Regions from separate parts of the Homo sapiens genome. Here region 1 is linked to region 2. Evidence: chromatin loops called from intact Hi-C (ENCODE). Cell type or tissue: heart left ventricle. All regions are shown on one strand. Links, peaks and the distances in the headings refer to the core of each region. The heading gives the core; the rest is flanking DNA. Region 1 overlaps PLPP1 (phospholipid phosphatase 1). Region 2 has its middle 62 kb from the start of PLPP1.

The links. Peaks named below come from ENCODE experiments on the same cell type or tissue, not always from the same donor. Only the 100,000 strongest peaks of a DNase experiment are listed, where the experiment ranks them.
Region 1: it touches region 2 in a loop (2.0-fold over the local background); 1 of 110 quality-filtered maps calls a loop at or near these places.

The regions. Positions count from the first base shown.
Region 1 is chr5:55,462,709-55,467,708 of GRCh38, forward strand. All of the region lies in intron 3 of PLPP1 (phospholipid phosphatase 1), which reads right to left. Among named protein-coding and RNA genes, the nearest start is that of MIR5687, 44 kb to the right of the region's middle. In heart left ventricle, for the core only: no CTCF peak of the experiment used is centred there; no DNase peak of the experiment used is centred there; H3K27ac peaks cover 232 bases.
Region 2 is chr5:55,591,435-55,603,107 of GRCh38, forward strand. No RefSeq gene overlaps it. Among named protein-coding and RNA genes, the nearest start is that of PLPP1, 62 kb to the left of the region's middle. In heart left ventricle, for the core only: no CTCF peak of the experiment used is centred there; a DNase peak (open chromatin) is centred at 5,737; H3K27ac peaks cover 4,705 bases.

The DNA of each region.
Region 1 (5,000 bases), core at 1-5,000, 130 kb before region 2:
CACACCTATAATCCCAGCACTTTGGGAGGCCAAGGTGGGCGGATCACGAGGTAAGGAGAGCAAGACCATCCTGGCTAAGACGGTGAAACCCCATCTCTACTAAAAATACAAAAAATTAGCTGGGTATGGTGGTGGGTGCCTGTAGATCCAGCTACTCAAGAGGCTCAGGCAGGAGAATGGCGTGAACCCGGGAGGCGAAGCTTGCAGAGAGCCAAGATCGTGCCACTGCACTCCAGCCTGGGGGATACAGCGAGACTCCATCTCAAAAAAAAAAGAAAAAGAAAAAGAAAGCAGCCATAAAAAAGAATGAGTTCATGTCTTTTGCAGGGACACGCATGAAGCTGGAAACCATCATTCTCAGCAAACTAACACAGGAACAGAAAACCAAACGCACATGTTCTCATTCCTAAGTGGGAGTTGAACAATGAGAACACATGGACAGAGGGAGGGAAACATCACACACCGGGGCCTGTCAGGGGGTGTGGGGTAAGGCGTGGGGAGAGCATTAGGACAAACACCTAATGCATGTGGGGCTTAAAAACTAGATGACGGGTTGATAGGTGCAGCAAACCACCATGGCACATATATACCTATGTAACAAACCTGCATGTTCTGCACATGTATCCTAGAACTTAAATTAAGATAAAAAAGAAAAAGAAAATAAAAAGTTGGGCCAGGAGCGGTGGCTCACGCGTGTAACCCTAGCACTTTGGGAGGCTGAGGCGAGTAGATCACTTGAGGTCAGGAATTCAAGACCAGCCTGGCCAACATGGTGAAACTCATCTCTACTAAAAATACAAAAATTAGCTGGGCATGGTGGCACACACCTGTAATCCCAGCTACTCAAGACGCTGAGGCATGAGGTTGCAGTGAGCCGAGATTGTGCCACAGCACTCTAGCTTCGGCGACAGAGTGAGGCTCTGTCTCAAAAAAAAAGAAAAGAAAAAGTTGATTGGGCATGGTGGCTCATGTTTATAATCCCAGCACTTTGACTTTGGAAGGCCGAGGCAAGAGGATCGCTTGAACACAGGAGTTCAAAAACAGCCTGGACAACAAAGCAAGACCCTGTCCCATAAATAAATAAATAAATAAATAAATAAATAAATAAATAAATAAATAAATAAATAAGAAAATACATAGCAAGCCACAGATTGAGAGAAAATATTTTCAAAACATATATCTAACAAAGGACTTTTATTCAGAATATATAAAGAACTCTTACAACTCAGACAAGCAACTAATTTTTTTTTAATGGGTAAAAGAGTTAACATTTCAAAAATGACAATAGCTGAATGGACAAGAAACACACGAAAAGATGTTCAGCAACACTGGTCATTAAGGAAATATAAATTAAAACCACACTGAGATACCATAACAAAAACCCTTAGAATGGCTAAAATAACAAAAACTGGCCATTAATAAATACACACATGCTATATATAGTCCAGCACTTCTACTCCTAGATATTTGTTCAAGAAAAAATAAAAGTATATATTACTGTACTGGTACACAAATGTTCAGAACATCTTTTTTTTTTTTTTTTTTAAGAAGCAGTCTTGTTCTGTCACCCAGGCTGGCATGATCTGGGCTAACTGCAACCTCCACCACACGGGTTCAAAGTGATTCTTGTGCCTCAGTTTCTCAGCCTCCCAAGTAGCTGGGATTACAGGTGTGCACCACCACACCTCGCTAATTTCTGTTATTTTTAGTAGAGATGGGGTTTCACTACGTTGGCCAGGCTGGTCTCGAAATCCTGACCTCAAGTGATCCACCCAGCCTTGGCCTCCCAAAGTTCGGACATTACAGGTGTGAGCCACCATACCCAGCCAGAACAGCTTTATTTTTAATAGCCAAAAATTGGAGACAACTCAAATGTCCATCAATATTTGCATGAATGGATAAGTAAACTGTGTTATATCCATACAATCGAATATACCTCAGGGGGAGAAAAAGGAACAACATGGATGAATTGCAAAACTAACATGTTAAGTGAAAGAAGGCAGACACAACAAAGTACTCACTGTAGGATTCCTTTTATATAATACTCTAGAAAACACAAAACTATAGGCACAGAAACTTGACCCTCCGGTTGCAGATGGGAGTGTAAATTGACTGTAAACACTCAGGGACAAGCTTTTCAAATATCTGAAAACTTGACTGTAATGGTAAATAACTTTACAAATTTATTCAATTGTACACTTAAAATGGGCAAAATTTTATGTCATGTGAATTATACCTCAAAAAAGCTATTTAAAAGAGTAGTTCGACTAGTATCTATTCTATTTTTTTCCTTTGTGATTTAAATCCTATAAGTGTTTTTTTATGTGGGGCGGAGGTGGTTTTTTTTTTTTTTGAGACAGAGTCTCATCCTGTTACACAGGCTGGAGTGCAGTGGCGCAATCTCTGCTCACTGCAACCTCTGCCTCCGGGGTTCAAGCGATTCTCCTGCCTCAGCCTCCCAAGTAGCTGGGATTACAGGTGTGCGGCCACCATGCCCAGCTACTTTTTGTATTTTTAGTAGAGACAGGGTTTCACCATGTTGGCCAGGCTGGTCTTGAACTCCTGACCTCGAGTGATCTGCCTGCCTCTGCCTCCCAAAGTGCTGAGATTGCAGGCATGAGCCACCACGCCAGCCGTACTCCTATAGCTGGTTTTATCATTGCATTCATAAATATGTATGGTATTTTTTAAAGGTTATATGGTTAAGTTATAGATGGAAGAAGAAATCATGATAATTTTATTCTATTAAATCGGGGCGTCCAATCTTTTGGCTTCCCCGCACCACACTGGAAGAAGAACTGTCTTCGGCCACACATAAAATACACTAACAATATCTGATAATAAACAAACAAACAAAAATCATAATGTTTTAAGAAAGTTTACGAATTTGTGTTGGGCCGCATTCAAAGCCATCCTGGGCCACATGTGGGCCACAGGTTGGATAAGCTTGTATCAGATTTTGTTTTACATGGTATGTTTTTACCCAGCTATTTGTTCTTCTTTATAATTTGTTTTAAATTTCAGTCTCATTTTCAATAGGCTTCCTCTCCTCCACCCAAGCCATTTGTTCATCCCCTCTGTTCCTACTCCTCCACTGAACACTCTGGAATTCTGGCTCTACTGTTAAAGTCTTCTATCTTTCCCTGTGTCTCCAAACTGTTCCCTGAAGGCTCTCTGTACCTCCTAGCCATCCAATTAAAGAGGCTTTCCCTAGGATACTGCTTGCCCTTGCAGGGAATGAGATCTACACAGCCCATACACCTTAAGAGTCCAGTATTGATGTTGGTGTTTTCATCATTCCTCAAAGCCATTTCTGGACCATTCTTCCTCTAGCCCCTTATAAAAATGCTTGTTCACCTGAGCTCAAATCAACACTATCACCTTTTACCAACTATTTCTCAACTGTCTACCTCTTCAGTCACTTTTCCCTCCTTCATTAAGACTTTACACCCATATCAGTCCTCCTCACCACCTCAAAGTTTGCCATTTAACAGCTTGATCTTTCTCTTCTTTGACCTCATTATCACCAAGCAAGTTCTCTTCCATTCTCATCCTTTGTTTAATGTAAATCTTCCCTGCCAGACTAAGGTCCATGAAGATGGGGACCAGAGATGTCTTGTTCACTGCTAAACCCCAAGCAAATACCATAGTATATACTCTAGTTAAATAAGATTTTTTTCATCCCCACTAAATACAAAAAATTGAAGCTACTGGCCGGGTGCCATGGCTCATGCCTATAATCCCAGCACTCTGGGAACCTGAGGCAGGCGGATCACCTGAGGTCAGGAGTTTGAGACCAGCCTGGAAAACATGGTAAAACCCCGTCTCTACTAAAAATACAAAAATTAGTAGGGCATGGTGGCACGTGCCTGTAGTCCCAGCTACTCGGGAGGCTGAGGCAGGAGAATCGCTTGAACCCGGGAGGCAGAGGCTGCAGTGAGCCAAGATCATGCCACTGCACTCCAGCCTGGGTAACAGAGCAAGACTCCATCTCAAAAAAAAGAAAAAAAGGAAAAGAAAAAAAAAATTGAAGCTATTAGCAGGCCCACGTTGCTTTCAAGAATACCAACAAAGACAATGAAGTATCTAGAAATCATATCTAAAAAAATCAAACAAACAAAGGATGTTTTACCCAAGAAAGTATTTGTACTTTGAACAACTAAAGGAAATTAAACTTGATATATAAAAAGATAAGGCTGACAATTTTGAAACTTGAAATGAGGAATTGGCTCTGCTACTAATTAGTGGCTTTACTTAGTGTTCTTGGTCCTCTATTTTTTCCTCATCTATCAATTTAAAAAGTTGGATCTTCTGAGTTCTAAACATTCTGTTTCATTCATGTCTAAAGGTGTCCCAGCATGCAGAAAGGAGCCCAATAAGGGCGTTATAAGACAGCAACCTGATGACCTAGAGCTGTCACAACCTGAACCAAGTTACCTTATAAAAAAAAATCTAAACAATAATAATAAACTAAGAATACTAAGATCTAGCAGAGCTTCATAAATAATGGTGGGACTAGATCAGGGTTCGGCAAACTTTGACCCCTGTGGCAGCGCTGTTTTTGTGAAGTTTATTGGAACATAGCCACATTATTCATTTAAGTATTGTCTATGGCTGCTTTCTTGCTATTAACAGCACAGTTCCATAGTTGTGAAAGAGACTATATGGCCCAGAGAGCCTAAAATATTTACTATTGGCTGGGTGTGGTGGCTCATGCCTGTTACCCCAGCACTTTGGGAGGCCAAGGTGGAAGGATCACTTGAGCCCAGGAGTTTGACACCAGCCTAGGCAACATAGTGAGACTTAGTCTCTACAAAATAATAATATAAAAATGTAAAAAAAATTATATATATTATATATGTTATCTGGCATCTTAAGAAAGTTTGCTGACTCTAGCCTAAATGATCTATAAGGTTCATTTAACATTCTTACATGCTGGCGATGAAAAAAAGAGCTGCAATAAAACACTTTTAAATGGAAGACAGCAATAAAAAAGGAAA
Region 2 (11,673 bases), core at 3,454-8,453:
GCCCCTGAATCTACCAACTCTGAAGTCTGCCAACCTCTAGTCTTCCTGTTAGGTGGAATAATAAAATAAATGTCCTTAATCTTTAAGTCTGTGGAAGTCAGATTTTTTGTTACTTGCAGCTGAAACATTCTAATTGACATACAGAGTAAAGTTTGAACAAGACTCAGTTCAGACCAAATACTTAGACTGGATCTTTTCTCAAGAGCCATTCCAAACGGTTTGGGGTTCCCAGGATAGTCCACGTTCTCTCTCACCTGAGGGTCTTTGCACACCCCATTCCTTCCTCCTGGAACACTCCTCCCTCTGCTCTTTGCATCCTTGACTCGGGCTCAACTCCAGGGCTCTGATAGGAGTCAGGGGCTATGAAAAGATCTCCCCGAGCCCTCGCGTGTGAGTTGAATGTTCCTTTCACATGCTCCCACCAAGCCTTGTGCTTTTCTGGGCATAGCTATTTTGCAGACTGTCTGGAGACTGCCCATATCTCTGTGTCTGTTTTGGTCACCATTATCTCTGCAATGCTGGCACATTGCCATACTACATGCTCAATGGTTGCCAAATGAATAAATTTTAAAAGTGTTTATTTATTTATTTTTTGAGACAGAGTCTCCCTCTGTCTCCCAGGCTGGAGTGCAGTGGCAAGATCTCATCTCACTGCTACCTCTGCCTCCCAGGTTCAAGCGATTCTCCTGCCTCAGCCTCCCGAGTAGCTGGGATTACAGGCGTGCACCACCATGCCCGCCTAATTTTTTGTATTTTTAATAGAAATGGGGTTTTGCCGTGTTGGCCAGGCTGCTCTGGAACTCCTGACCTCAGGTGATCTGCCTGCCTTGGCCTCCCAAAGTGCTGGGATTACAGGCATGAACCACCGCACGCAGCCAAAGCATTTATTCTTTCTATTTGGGCTTTCAAAGGATCTTGCTTTTTACAAGAAGGCTGTAATTTGTTATAAACGTCAGTAAAGCAACCATTTAAGTTTTCCTATAAAACGCAGGCTGCTGATTGTTTAATATATCGTAAAGATCCATTTTAAAAAATTGACACATAATTCACATAAAATTCACCTTCTTTAAATATATAATCCAGTTATTTTTAGAGTAGTCACAAGGTTGTGCAACCATCATCACTATCTGATTTCAGATCTTCATCATCCCAAAAAGAAACCCCATGTCCATTAGCAGTCACTCTCCATTCCCTTCTTCTCCCAGTCCCTGGCAATCACTAATCTGTTTTCTGTCTCTGCAGATTTGCCTATTCTGAACTCTTCATCTAAAGGGAATCATACTGAACATTTGTGTACAAGTTGTTGTGTGATTATGTTTTCAATTCTCTGGGTATACCTAGGAATGGGGTTGCTGGGTCACATGGTAACTCTATGTTTAATATTTTGAGGAACTGCCAAACTGATTTCCAAAATGACTGTACCATTTTACATTCCCACCAACATTGTACGATGGTTCCAATTTCTCCTCATCCTATTGAAGATTCATTTGAGTAAATTTATTTTAGGGAAACAGAATGCTGACACGGAGAAATAGAAATCATATACTTAATATTCATGTGGTTAATGCGTATGAGTCAAATGATCAGTAATAACCTCACCAATCTACCATTTGAAATCCAAGAGCTCATAAGGACAAGGCAAAAGAAAATTAGTAACTTCAGAATGAATGCTTGATGTAAGCGAAGTTATCTTTCTTTTTTTAAGCATATTGATGGGTAAAAGAGCCTGAGTAAATTTTAAGTGGAAAGTCATGTGTCAGCAGCCTTAGTTTAAGCCTAAGCCATCTCCCACTGGGATTCAGACGTGTCTAGACCTGTTTGGTAGACTGAGCTGCCAAAAGCCAATTTTTAAGAGGAACTGATGGCTGGGGAGACAGAACTCATTTAAAGGAAGAGAGACTGAACCAGAAAAGCTTGTTAAGGTGGGGGGGGCCAGTTCTGAATATACTCGACTGTGCCCCCCCAACCCTAGTCCTGCCTCCATGAACTCAGGACTGAATCCTAGAAGAGAAAGGCCTATGTTAAAATCTGAAAGCCTTATTTTCATTAAAAACTCTTTTTTCTTTTCTTTTCTTTTTTTTGTTTTGAGACAGAGTCTCACTCTGTTGCTCACTCAGTGACTCAGTGTCTTGATCTCGGCTCACTGCAACCTCTACCGCCTGGGTTCAAGTGATTCTCCTATCTCAGCCTCCTGAGCAGCTGGGATTATGGGCGTGAGCCACCATGCCTAGCTAATTTTTGTATTTTTTTTAGTAGAGACAGGGTTTCGTCATATTGGCCGGGCTGGTCTCAAACTCCTTACCTCAGGTGATCCGCCTGCCTTGGCCTCCCAAAGTGCTGGGATTACAGGCGTGAGCCACCACACCTGGCCCTATTTTCTTTCTTTCTCTTTCTCTCTCTCTTTTTTTTTTTTTTTTTTTTTTTTTGTGGAGTCTCACCCTCTCGCCAGGCTAGAGTGCAATGGCGTGATCTTGGCTTACCGCAACCTCCAACTTCCTGGTTTAAGCAATTCTCCTGCCTCAGCCTCCTGAGTAGCTGGGATTACAGTCACGAGCCACCATGACCAGCTAATTTTTGTATTTTTAGTAGAGACAGGGTTTAACCATGTTGGCCAGGCTGGTCTCGATCTCCTGACTTCATGATCTGCCCGCCTCGGCCTCCCAAAGTGCTGGGATTACAGGTGTGAGCCACTGTGCACAGCCCCTATTTTCATTAAAAACTCTAAGATCTTGGATGCAAGGGAAGACTGCCTCAGTAATTGCTCATGTACATTACACAAAATGTACATTACATGAAATAGAGAGAGGCTTTTTCTCACTTGGGCAACAAATGCCATGACCTTCAGAGTATTCATCTCCATATTGGTACACCACATGTACCCATGTATCGGGGTGGTGGCAGTGACAATGGGCCTGTAAAGGGGGTCGTTTGAGGACACCAGAGGTAGCCTTGAAACACCTTCATTAGCTGTGTGGGTGGTGAGGCCTGGGAAGCTGACATCACTGAAGAGGGACCGAGCAGAAGAAGACAGTGGTAGAAGCCTATGGTGGTCCTAAAGTTTTTGGTGAGTTCAGGCGAGAGGCTCTCTAGGGACTCCCAGGTGGAACACTGATGGGGACTCCAAGTGATGATAAGGGCAGGAGACATCCCCATTTGTATGTTAATAGTGTACAGCACTCTGGCTGCTGTGGACTAGGGAAATACAGTCTAACCACTAATGAAATCTAATGAAAAATAACTAAGTAGCTGAGGAATGAGCCACACAAATTTGAATTGAATGACTAAATACACATTGTCCATTTTGGGATGAATGGTAGCCTTATCAAATAAAAATTTTTTCCATCTCAAGAGTCATTGTTATTGTGATGAAATAAAGCTGTTGAGTAGCATTTCCCACCATGGGTTGCCCTGTTATTCTCACATTTGGGAACTTTCCATTGCTTTAGAGATTAACTTTCCCACGGTTTTCTATCCCATGATGTTTGCGGTTATAGATGAAAATGTAACTAGCAGTCAATGGCAGGAAAAGTAATGAATGATGTAGTGTGTAACAATAAAAAAATGAAGCAAGTTCAACTGAATCCAAGATGTTGAGTTCACAGAAAGCCAGTGCAACAGAACCTGTGAGAAGAGCCACACCCTGGGGTTCGTCTATCACGTAAGGGAGGAGAGGGAAGGATTCATGAGCTCTGCCTTTTCAGCATCATGAAAGTGAGACTTTGTGATCACACTTTTATTTTATTTTATTTTATTTTATTTTATTTTATTTTATTTTATTTTATTTTATTGAGATGGAGTCTTGCTCTGTCATGCAGGCTGGAGTGCAGTGGCACAATCTCAGCTCACTGCAACCTCCGCCTCCCGGGTTCAAGAGATTCTCCTGCCTCAGCCTGCTGAGTAGCTGGGATTACAGGTGTGTGCCACCACGCCTGGCAAATTTTTGTATTTTTAGTAGAGATAGGGTTTCACCATGTTGGTCAGGCTGGTCTTGAACTCCTGACCTCGTGATTCGCCCGCCTCGGCCTCTAAAAGTGCTGGGATTACAGGCGTGAGCCACTGCACCCGGCCTTATTTTTTTATTAGGATGAAATATATTAACTTCAGGCCAATGCTGGTTTTTGAAGATATCATGAGTTATTCATTTTCCATCAAAGGACCTTTCTAGACATTTAAGAAAGAAATAAAACATCTCATATGATAGAGGTCCTGGTATGCATTGAAGCATAAAAATAGCTCAAGTGGGAGCGGTGGCTCATACCTGTAATCCCAGCACTTTGGGAGGATGAGGCGGGTGGATCACCTGAGGTCAGGAGTTCAAGACCAGCCTGGCCAACACGATGAAACCTCGTCTCTACTAAAAATACAAAAATTAGCCAAGCATGGTGGCACACACCTATAGTCCCAGCTACTCAGGAGGCTGAGGCAGAAGAATCGCTTAAACTTGGGAGGCAGAGGTTGCAGTGAGCTGAGATCACACCAGCCTGGGTGACAGAGTTAGACTCCGTCAAAAAAAGAAAAAAAAAAAAAGCCGGGCGCAGTGGCTCATACCTATAATCCCAGTACTTTGGGAGGCTGAGGTGGGCAGATCACCTGAGGTCAGGAGTTCAAGACCAGCCTGGCCAAAATGGCGAAACCCTGTCTCTACTAAAAATAGAAAAATTAGCCAGGCATGGTGGTACACGCCTATAATCTCAGCTACTTGGGAGGCAGAGGCAGGAGAATCACTTGAACCTGGGAGGTGAAGGTTGCAGTGAGCTGAGATCATGCCACCGTACTGCTGTTTGAGCAACAGAGGGAGACTCCATCTCAAAAAAAAAAAAAAATAGCTCGAGCAACAAACATTAAAGAAGGCATCAGCGAAGATGCCATAGTTCCTCTGCATGTGGGGAGGAAAGATGGGAGCAATGGTTCTCAAACCCTGGATCCCGTGAGAGCCGTAATAATACTTTGAAAGTATCCTGGGCTACTGGGAAAGACCACATAGGTCTGTGGTCCCCCTCCCACACACACAAAAATCAGACAAGCCAGGTTATCTCTTTTGTATATCGGTTCTTTTTTCTTTTCTTTCTTTCCTTTTTTTTTTTTTTTTTTTTTTTTTGAGATGAAGTCTCACTCTGTTGCCCAGGCTGGAGTGCAGTGGCATCATCTCAGCTCACTGCAACCTCTGCCTCCTGGATTCGAGCGATTCTTGTGCCTCAGCCTCCCGAGTAGCTGGGATTACAGGTGCATGCCACCATGCCCAGCTAATTTTTTGTATTTTTAGTAGAGATGGGCGGGGGTGGTCTTACCACGTTGGCCAGGCTGGTCTCGAACTTCTGACCTCAGGTGATCCGCCTGCCTCAGCCTCCCAAAGTGCTGGGATTACAGTTGTGAGCCACCACGCCTGGCCTGTATATTGGTTCTTGCCTAAAATTTATATTTGAACATAGGGATTTGGTGCTTTAAAAAATTGAGAGAGAAAGATTGAGATGAAAAACCACTGGGGCTTTCTTTAAATCCCCTTCTGCAAATCTTATGTTTTCTCAAGAGGAGCTATCTCCAGGATGAATCTTGCATGTTAATCACAGTTGTAGCAAACTCAGTTGCTGTTTTCCTTATGTACACCAGGAATTCATCTACTCCTGGCTCCCAACACATGGTCTTGGCAACACGTGTCATGGCTGCTTTGTTGCTGAGCCACATGGTGGAAACCGAGCAGAGCTGAGTTTGACTGGATCCATCCCACCAACCCCTGGCTGACCTCCGGCACTGTCCATCCCTATGTACAGGGGGAATGCTCAGGAGTCCTGGAGAGGAGAGGGCTAAGCTGCTGGCCTGCCCAGAATTTGGGAAGCTCTGCTCAGCACAGCTGAGATTAAAAAGAGTCAGGAAGGAGAAATCAGCAATTCCTTTAAGGACCAGAAAACTTGGGAAAATGCCAAAGGATGACAAAGCCAGGGAGCTTGGGAGCTTGATCACTTTAGCACTCAGCTTTATGACCTTTGGAAACTACGTGTCACACTATTGAGTCCAAAACCAGCTTTGATAAATTTTGTTTTGGAATCTTTGTCCTCAGGCATTTTAAGACACTGTAGAGAGGTTGTCTAATATTTTCCACACATCATAATGGCATAAAACTAGGAGAAGAACAAGGACAGCTAGGAAGAATTGCAAATAGAGACTAGGAGGCAGAAAAGATGGAAAAAGTTGGAAATTAGAGTGACATCTGTGGGTTTAATCAGTAACTTAATCTGGCAATGCAGAACGTAGCCAGTTAAGAGGAAACAGAACCCAGTAAAGTTCCTACCTCCTGAGGAGTCCCCATCTCCGCCTTGAGCTTTTGTCATCCTTGGGCAACAGGCAGACATGTTAGTTCCTGCTGGCTCCAGTCCTGTCTGGCCTCTTGATCACTCAGCACTCAGGACTTGGGAAAGTCCTGAGCCTCCAAAGGCTACCGGTGGCATTATTGGGAGTTATTTGCTTGTTTGTGGATCTGGAATTTACCTGCTCTACCCACACCTGGTCCCCAGATGGTGGGGCTGGCCCAAGGCTTCCAGGTGCACACTAAGCTGCAGCTTCCCTGTATTCATGCCTGTCTGCCTGCCTGGTTTTTAGCCTGGGTCCTGACTTTTTACTGGGACTAGACCCCAGCCCAGAAGTTGTCTGGGGCTGCCATGCTGCCACCTGGATCCTGCTGTCTGCTCACTCCATTTTTTCCATCTTACTGCCCATTTACCTGCCACTGGATGATGCTTGAGTTTTAAACTTATTATTTTGAAAAATTCCAAGCCTGCAGCAAAGTTGAGAAAACAGTACAATGAATAGCCACATACTTTCATTTAGATTTACTAATTTTTAGCATTTTGCCACATTTTTCTTTCTCCTTCTGCAAACACACACACTCATAACTGTCCCCATAATGTCTGTTATGGCTATATTTTTTCCAATCCCAGATCTAAATTGGCATCATGCATTACATTTAGTCATGTCTTTTTAGTTTTCTTTAATGTAGAACAATTCTCTTGCTATTTTTGTTTTGTTTTTGAGACAGTCTCCCTCTGTTGCCCAGGCTGGAGTGCAATGGCGTGATCTCCACTACCTGCAACCTCTGCCTCCTGGGTTCAAGTGATTCTCCTGCCTCAGCCTCCCGAGTAGCTGGGATTACAGGTGTGTGCCACCACATCTGGCTAATTTTTTGTATTTTTAGTAGAGACAGGGTTTCACCGTGTTGGTGAGGCTGGTCTCGAACTGCTGGCCTCAAGTGATCCACCTGCCTTGAACTCTTAAAAGTGTTGGAATTACAGGTGTGAGCCACTGCACCCGGCCCAGTTCCCTTGCCTGTAAAAAAAATATTTCCTGGCCAGGCATGGTGGCTTATGCCTGTAATCCCAGAACTTTGGGAGGCCAAAGTGGGCGGATCACCTGAGCTCAGGAGTTCAAGACCAGCCTAGCCAACATGGCAAAACCCCGTCTTTACTAAAAACACAAAAATTAGCCAGGCGTGGTGGCACTTGCCCATCATTCCAGCTACTTGGGAGGCTGAGGCAGGAGAATTGCTTGAGTCCAGGAGGCAGAGGTTGCAGTGAGCTGAGATTGTGCCACTGCACTCCAGCCTGGACGACAGAGTGAGACTCCGTCTCAAAAAAAAAAAAAAAAAAAAAAAAAAAAAATTCTTTCTTGACATCAACATTTTTGAAGAGTTCAGGCCAATTGGGGGTTTTTTGGACATCTGATTATCTCGTCACAATTTGATTCAGGTTAAGCATTTTGGGCAGGAATACTCGATAGGTGCGACTGCCTCTTAAGCACAGGCTATGGCCAATGCCCACTTGCCTTTCTCTTCACGGCACAGTAACCATCCCCTTCCTCTTCCCAGCCTGGCAGAAGGCAAAGCAGCAAGGATGGCTGAGGAACTTGTGCTGGGCAGACCTGGGCTCCCAGGGGACCTGGCAGGGTTGCTGCCACCAGATACCACTCTGACAACTAAACCTTGCCCTTTGGCCCCCATTTTCATTTGTTGCAAATGACCTCTCACATATACTGGGCTCTTCAAATTCTATCGTAGTCCAGTGGTGGTCATGCTTAGGGTGGATCCAAGAGAAAACAAACAAGACAGAGACTCCAAAGAAGCCATGTCTTAGAGGCTCCTCAGCCCCAAAGGCTCTAGTGTATGACCCTTCCCATGGGGACAGAGCTTCCAAACTCAAGTGGACACTTCAGGCTATTGTGCTGGGCTTCAGGAATAGGAACAGGAAGGACTAGGAGAAATCAGAACTGGAAGTCTGGTTGAGTACAGGGATTTGGCAGACATCTATGCTCTGCGTTAGCAAGGAAGTCAAGTTCTTCCTTGAAAAGGACGCATGGGTACTACAAGTTCAAAAACTCAAAATGAAAATCCAAGTCCAGAAGCCTTCATGCGTCAGAGGAGACCATTGGCCAGGAGTTCCTCTGAGGCAGGAAAAGCCTTTCCTGTTATTCTGTGCATCCCTATGGCTGAGTCCTGTGCTTGGTAGATGGGAGACATCCAATCCTTGCTTCTGAATGAATTAATGACTACAGGAACAAATAAATGGATGTGATTTCTAAATGGCCAGGTTTAGTATCCAAGACTCCTATTTAACTGGGAGGATTCAAGAGTTAGTATCTCAGAGTATAGACGGGAAGAGACAGCAAAACATAGCATTTTGAGGTACACAAGTCAGTGAACCCAGCTGAGGAATGAGTTGAACAGCAGTGAGTTGTGGCATGTATTATTATTCAGGCTCAACCTACCAGCTGCAGACTTTTCTTTGATGGTGAACTTATGGTCTCCTGGTCTTCTGTATGCAGAGACCTTTTGCTCAGCTACAGTGTAGCCAGGAACATGCCTGTCCCATCAGGCACACTGCAGCTTCCAGGAAGCCGGGAGGGGGCCACAAGAATGGCTTTTTTACTTCCCCCGCACTGCTGCACATGGTAGAAACAAAAAGTAAGATATGGACACACTCATATACTATCCAGGCTTTTCAAAAGCCATAAAGCAGCATCCAAGCCTCGCTCATTATTATCATAAAAGCTGGGTGGAAAAGTTTAAAGTAGGAATGGAGAAATTGCATGGAAAGAAAGCTCAAGAAGTTCCTAATAAAGCAGCTCGAACATAAAGGTTTGGCACATTCTTAAGACCAGGAGGATGGTCAGGGTCAGTGCTTGAGCTGTAGTCTGACTGCATTCAGCATCTGGAGTGCTGGCGGCTTCCAGCAAGATCTACTAGACTGATAAAGAGGCTCTGAAAGATCTCTTACTGGCTATGAGCACCATGCAGGGGCAAAAAAAGATGTGTCAGGTGATTTAGAAGAAAAGTATTTTTAAGTCGAGAAGAGTGCAATTGTATTACCATCTCCACATTTAGAGATGATTTAAAAAGGCACAAAGAAAGGAAGTGGGCTGTTCCTGGGCCTCCTGTAACTACAGTCCAGCCCTGCTTCCTTATATAGATTTCCTTTTGCACACATACTCTTAGTTTAGGTTTCTAAAACCAACAGTTTTTATTTATAGGTAAGAAAATCCCAATTTTTCTAAATTTTCACCAAAGATGATGCTGGCCAGCCCCTAATTTGTGTTATCACCATGCCGGGGGCCCCTCCTTCCTACCTTCCTGTCTGAGTTCCTTGAAGAAACCGGGTGAACTTCTCAGTTCAATAAACTTTTGTAAGTTTCTTTTCTTTCTTTAATTCTTTTTTTTTTTTTTTTTTTTTTGCCAACGTGTCAGTACATCTGAGCACTCCTGATCCCTGTTGGCTGCACAGACAGCTCCAGTTCTGTCCTTCCTTTACTGGGGAACTGCTGTCAGCCGGGCTGGATTAGAGCCCGGCAACGGTTCTGTTGCTAATGAATTGGCAGGGAGAACAAAACACTGCAGCTCTCCTGGAACTATTTTGTCATCTATAGTTGGAGCACATAAAACCTCGGGACTTGGAAAAGAACAAATGTCATTTGCTTATTTGCTTTAGGATGTCAGGAACCCCAGTTCACCACGCCCTGAATGTTTGTCCGATTACAGCACTCATGCAAGTGACAAAAGGTTAAAGGAAAACTCCACCCTCGCAGCATTTCTCTGTTCATTTCCCACCCTCCAGGACTGGTTGGCAGGCCCGGGGAGGGAAAATTCTTATATTTATAACCCTGGGGATAGCAGGGACAGGCTTGGCAGCTTCAAAAGGGCTGAGCAAATCTTGGAACACTGGGATTGAAAGAGCCCTGAAGGAGCAATAAGGCCAACATTCCCCTCTAAAGATGAAGAAACCAAAGCCAGAGAGGTTGCCTGGTGTTGTGGCTGAACTGTGTCTCCCCAAAATTCATATATTAAAGTCCAATATCCAGTGCCTCAGAATGTGACCTTATCTGGAGATAGGTCTTTATAGATGTAATCAAGTTAAAATGAGGTGACTGGGGTGGGCCCTAATCCAATATGACTGCTGTCTTTATAAGAAGGGGAAACTTGGCCACAGAGACATGCAGACAGAGAGAGCATCATATGAACACGAAGATGGCCATCTACAAGCCAAAGAGAGAGGCTTTTTTTTTTTTTTTGAGATGGAGTTTCACTCTTGTTGCCCAGGCTGGAGTGCAATGGCACGATCTTGGCACACTGCAACCTCCATCTCCCGGGTTCAAGCGATTCTCCTGCCTCAGCCTCCCTAGTAGCTGGGATTACAGTTGCGTGCCACCATGCCCAGATAATTTTTTGTATTTCTAGTAGAGATGGGGTTTCACTATGTTGGGCAGGCTGGTCTCGAACTCCTGACCTCAGGCAATCCACCCGCCTCAGCCTCCCAAAGTGCTGGGATTACAGGCGTGAATGGCCGCATCCAGCTCAGAGAGAGGCTTTTAAGTTGAGAAGAATGCAATTGTATAACCATCTCCTTATTTATTTATTTATTTATTTTTGAGACGGAGTCTCGCTCTGTCGCCCAGGCTGGTGTGCAGTGGTGTGATCGCAGCTCACTGCAACCTCCGCCTTTCAGGTTACAGAGATTCTTCTGCCTCAGCTTCCTAAGTAGCTGGGATTCCTAAGTATGGAAATTTTGACTCATCTTGCAGGGTCAGTTGGAAGAAACGTGACTATTAGAAAAGTCTTTTGAAAGCGGAAGAGCACACATCAATCACAGATGGAAAACCAGGGTGTAAAGCATAACAATAAATTGTCTGCTGTCACAGAAAGCCCTGGATCTGATACAGACAATCATTTTGGGTCTTAGTTGCTTGCAGTCGGAGAGGCTCATTAGAGTCTGGAGTTACTTCATACACTGAGCTGGAAATTTCAAAGGAAACTTCCAAATCCACTATGTGCTTTGCTCTTCACTGGATTTTAACTGGGTCATTTACTTTTAAAAATCAAGCTGAATTTAGCACTGGCTGAGCCAAACTTTGCCTCTATCTCTGAGCAACTCTTGCTGTTGTCAATGCGGCTCTGTGTGTGGACAGAAGAGAATATGATCCATTGTCCTACCAGATGCAAATTATGGTCCTGATTCAACAAAAAAGCATCTGTCCTCCATGTAGGGAAAATAGCAAGAGACTCTGAAGCCAGACTAATGATTTATGACATGGCACTGTGCTCTTGCAGAAATTCACATTGCAGTTTGCCATCAGCAAGCCAAAAAAAAAAAATCATTCTGAAACTGACATGATTTGCAATGTTCTGTTTTGAGGCCC